2 separate regions of the Mus musculus genome follow, and region 2 is linked to region 1. Evidence: chromatin loops called from intact Hi-C (ENCODE). Cell type or tissue: left cerebral cortex. All regions are shown on one strand.

What was found. A loop is a pair of places that touch in the nucleus more often than their neighbours do. Peaks named below come from ENCODE experiments on the same cell type or tissue, not always from the same donor. Only the 100,000 strongest peaks of a DNase experiment are listed, where the experiment ranks them.
Region 2: a loop joins it to region 1, with 2.9 times the contacts of the local background. A loop is called at or near these places in 2 of 42 quality-filtered maps.

Annotation. Positions count from the first base shown.
Region 1 is chr16:34,853,931-34,856,430 of GRCm38, forward strand. All of the region lies in intron 2 of Mylk (myosin, light polypeptide kinase), which reads left to right. Among named protein-coding and RNA genes, the nearest start is that of Mylk, 70 kb to the left of the region's middle. In left cerebral cortex, no CTCF peak of the experiment used is centred here; a DNase peak (open chromatin) is centred at 1,340.
Region 2 is chr16:34,731,298-34,733,797 of GRCm38, forward strand. No RefSeq gene overlaps it. Among named protein-coding and RNA genes, the nearest start is that of Gm35150, 42 kb to the left of the region's middle. In left cerebral cortex, no CTCF peak of the experiment used is centred here; no DNase peak of the experiment used is centred here.

The DNA.
Region 1 (2,500 bases):
AGAAAGGAGTCCTTAGACTTGTGGGCTCAGAGGTGCGGGAATGCCTGTGTCCTGGCTCACAAGACAAAAAAAAAAAAAATCCAGGACATGAAAGTGGCAGAGTACCGGGACTTGAAACACGTGTCCCTGGAGATCTACTCGGCATCCGTGGATGCAGATAAAGGAGCATTGCCTTCTGATGGTGTTCACGGAAAGGCTTCCATCCTGGTTGGGTGGGGATGGAAGAATCCCCAGTGGAACGCGTCCTAATTGCTGTTGTCAGCAGCTGTGATCTCTTCCTGATACATTCCCGGTTCATCTGGGGCTTTGGACTGCAAGGGGATTATCCTCAGCCCTAATTAAGCTCCTGCCTGACGTGGGGTGGATGCCAGCTGCTGACACAGACTTGGGCCCTGAAGCTTGGTCATGCCTTGCCCTTCACCCTTCACTCCTCACCCTCCTAATACACCCACAAGGTTGGACTCACAGAATCTGGTCTGATTTGTGGGGAGGTGATGCTTTGTTACCTGGGAGCTTATCCTCAGATGGAGAACCCAGGACTCCCACCAAGAACAGAGTCTTCTTCCACCAATTCTGCAACGCCATTGCCTTTATTTGTTATTATATTATATATGTATTATTAAAAAAAACTTTTGTTTCTAAGCCAGGATCTCACCTGGTACCCAAGTTGTGAGCCTCCTGCCTCAGTGCTGGAATTATAGGCATGGATCATCATGCCCAGCTTTATGCCCTATTCTCCAGTTATCACCAGCTCTGTTCTAGTCTCTGACCACAGCATACTTCATGTGTTAGAAACATGGGTTCTTAGACCTGGTGGCACAGACATATAATCCTAGTTACTTGGGAGTCTGGGCCAGGAAGAGTACAAGTTCAAGGCCTTCTTAGGCTACAGAGTTGAGTTCGAGGGCCATCTTGGCAATTAGGTGAGACCTTGATTTGTCAAAATAATAAAGGAGTGGAGATAGAGATGTCTTTGTAAGAGAATGAGGAGCTCAGAGCACAGAGCCACAGGCAGAAAAGAAGCCATATTGGAAAACATGTTCTGTTTTGAACATGACGAAAATTCCCATGGAAAAGACTCTCCGTGTGGCTCGTCCTCTGGCCTCAGTCTTCTCCAGCATCCATCAGTCACTGCCTACTGATAACCCTAGTGAGCCTGGCTCATGACTCCATCTTTACTTATTTGTTTTTTTGTTTGTTTGTTTGTTTGTTTTTCCTTTCTGTGTGCATCTTCGTGGCCCCTAGCATCCTGCCGGGCGGTCTGTTTCCCTTTGGCCAATGTGCAATCCTGGCTCCTCTCCTTTTGGGCTTCCTCCATCCCAGATTGGGCAAAACCTCAGTTCTTTCGTCTTGCCTAGTCCTGGCTGACAGTCAGACTGCTGCAGCTGTGCCCTGCAGCTGTAAGGGCTCCCACTGTATGCACAGGGCCAGGCCCTGCCAGGATCAGAAGACCCACAGAGCCTCATCATCTTTGCAAAATCATCCCCCACGCCCCCCCCCTTTTTTTGCTTTGCATGAAGTTCAGAGAAGGCAGATGTGTGGCTTAGAGTCTGGGAGGGTCTGTGCAGTAAGAAATATTGCCACCGCACTGGGTGGGAAGGTCTGCCCTAAGCAATGAGGAATAGGTTGAGAGCCCCCGACGTGTTAGGAGAGACCTAAGAGTCTGATGTCCTAGAGCATGGTCCTCTTCAGTTACTGACTGACTTCCAAGATTATATCAGGTTTGAGCTGTGACACGAGGCAGGTAGCAGTGCCCAGCAGCAGCTCTTTCCTCCCCCACCAGCCGCACTCTCAGGAGCCCCATTTTCTTTAAAGGCCTTTTGAGGCCATAACGGTTTTTTAAGGACATTTTATGGAGCAGGAACACAGTCTTACTATTTAAAATTATTATAGGGATTATGAGCCTGCAATATCTTTATTTTTATGACAGTTGTTGGTTATGCCCCTGATTTATTTGATACTGGGCTCCTGTTCAAGAACACAACCTCCAATTAAATGTGGTTACTGTGGCAAAAATATGATTCCTCCTCAAAATGACCCTCTTTGGGGCTGGGTCCAAAAACTCATTATGGTGAAAAGTGAGGGCAGCCTCTTTGCATTCATGAGCATTCCTCCGACAGTCACTTGCTTTTCCCATATGAGGAATTAGAGGGTAGCCAGGCTGTGGGTTGGGCCTAAAGGAAAATGGAGGTGAGAGGAAAGAGCTTCCTCCAAGAACTAAGTGGGTCACCAGTTAAAACCATGCTTTAGAGACAGAAGAAACCCTGGATACATAAAGAGTAATTTTCTCTTCTATGATAGGAAGGAATAACAGCCCAGAGGGGCCAAGAAGCCTGGCCAGACCCAGGCACTGAGGTCTGGCTGTCATACTGCTCTCTCTTCTCCACCCTAATTTCCCTAGGATGTCATGAGCTCTCATGGCTCTGATCCTGCCCTGCTCTGAATACAAGAAGATAACCCGTGACTCCCTTCTTGCATGACCCATCTTTTGTGAACCCTT
Region 2 (2,500 bases), 120 kb before region 1:
GTGTGTGTGTGTGTGTGTGTGTGTGTGTGTCTTTGTGTGCCAAACTCCTCAGGTTTTCCTTTGCTTTATGAAGACATACTGTTCTTAAAATCTTCTAACTTGTGACTAGTAAAATGAGATTTCTGCCTGTTACTTGGCCAATTTCATCACGTCATTATTAAAAATTCATATTCTTCTCCCATTGGCTCTGGCTTTCAGTGTGAGTCCTCTCAGTTTCCAGACTCCAGTACTGTCTTATACCTTTGTCTCATGGAGATTCCAATGGAGCCATGAAGAAGTACCACAGACTACCCAGAACTTGGCCCTCTTTGAAGCAGCAGACATGCTCACATTTGTAATGAGGAATATGGTCAGCTGTTTAGTAGGGAGCACACAGCCAAGCATGTAGTTTTACCCCACCGTCCTTTTCAGATTCTGCACTTGGCTGTGAACTTCAGGTCCAGAGAAGAAGAGATGAAAAACAAATATCTTAAAGCCAGCTGCTCCAAATCAAACAGAATAGACCCTCTTTCAGGGTGGCAGTTTTGGTTTTGGCAGAGAGAAACTGGTAAAGGAAAAATAATTTTTCAAACCCAGGCATTCAATGAATGGAGAAAAATAACCTTATTATTAATATTATTATTATCAATAATAAAGAAAATAAATTATTTTTTGTTTTCCTCTTTCTCTGCCACCTTTTCTTTGCCCTTCCTCAGCTGCTGTCTTTCTCTCTTCCCCTCACTCTCCTGTGGGTCACACTAGCTGTCTTAGTGCAGGGAAATAGAGTGTTTGAGACAGGAAATCAAGGCTAGTCGATAAGCACACACTTGACAAAATGTCTCACTGGGTAGACATTGACCTATGCTCTCCCACTCCGTGTTGCTGTCTGCCTAAGCTAGTGATCATTTAATCACTAGACTCACTAAATCCCATAAAATTTTAACAAGCTCTTTATATGACATAAAGATCATTATATGATAAATAAATGGAGCATTATACAATATTAGTTGATTACAGGTCTCAATACATTAAGATGATGTATACATAACTCAATATATTTACTCTTCAAATTAACCTATAGATTCAAAGTGATTCTATTAGACCCTCTGTTTCGTAGGAGTATGAAGTTATGGATTAAGCTTATTTGCTGTGTTTCAGCCCATTACACTTATGACTTATAAAAATTCTCGTGTTGTCCATTAGCTCTGTGGAAGCTGCTAGTGGTGGCCTCTGTGAGACACCAAGTGATGCTTTTGTTACTTTCATTGTTAGTTCTCTGATCTCCATAGAAGTTCAGCAAGCTCATGTTTGTACATCCTTTGTTACTGTTAGTGAACTATTTTTATTACCTGCTCAGTGTTCTATTAATTGTTGTTCATTGCCTTGAAAGGATTCTTTGTGGAAAAGGATTCTTTGTGTCATAGCAAGCCAGGTAGGAGATACTCAGACATATTACTATTAACTATGTTTGCAGAAATCTTTACTATAACCCCGCCTACGAGAATTACTTGTATAGGGTTAAACATGCCTGGCTTTTGAAAATACATTTTTACTAATTTCTTGAGAATTTCATACAATTATTTTCTATTATATTCTTCTTCCACCCCTCCTCTAACACCTTCCAATCCATCCCCATCTACCTACCCACTCCCCAATGCCCTCTTTTTTTTAATAACTCATTAACTCCAATTTGTGCTGCCCATATACTAATGCATATATCCACTAGGAGTTCCCCCAGATGCTATTGACTGTCCATAGCTCCTCAGTTAGGGTTTGGGGCTCATAAACCCTTCCCACTCCATGTTAGAGGGTCGACTGACTTGATTTGTGCAAGTCTTGCACAGACAACCCCAACTCCTCTGAGCTCACAGGAGTCCTGTGTCAGATGACATAGTTTCTCTCCAATCCTTCCTGGCCTCTGGTGTTTACAGTCTTCTCCCTCCCTGCTTTTTCGCAATGGCCCTAGACTCTTTGGGAGGGCCGATATAGAGGCCCCAGTTGTCAAACATGCCTGCCTTTTATAAGTTCCTTAGTTATTAGTAAAAAAAAAAAGTTTCCCTAAACTATAGGTTATGCATGTAACCTAGGCATTGTTCTTTATGTTTCAAACCTGTTTTTATTTAAACTTTTAATGTACTTGTATTAATTTTTAATCATTTTATTTTTTGAGATTATAGTCACACACCCCCATCCTGCTCCATACTTGATTTTAAATTTTATTTTATTTCCTTTCAGATGGGTGGCCAGTTGTATCTGAAAGTGTTTTCAGAGTAATTTATCATTTTCCCATTGAACTGTCACTTCGGCTGACAAACATCTCCAATAACCACACAACTCTCATTTGTTCACTCTGTACCATGAATACGTTTTATGTTCTTACTAATATCATGTTGATTTCAATTCAGTTTTGTAGTAGTTTTAATATTTTAACAGTTTGGTACGTACACATTTACTCTTTCTTCATACATTTTTAGGTGTGTATTTGTATATGGTGTATGTTTGTATGTCTATGACTATTCTC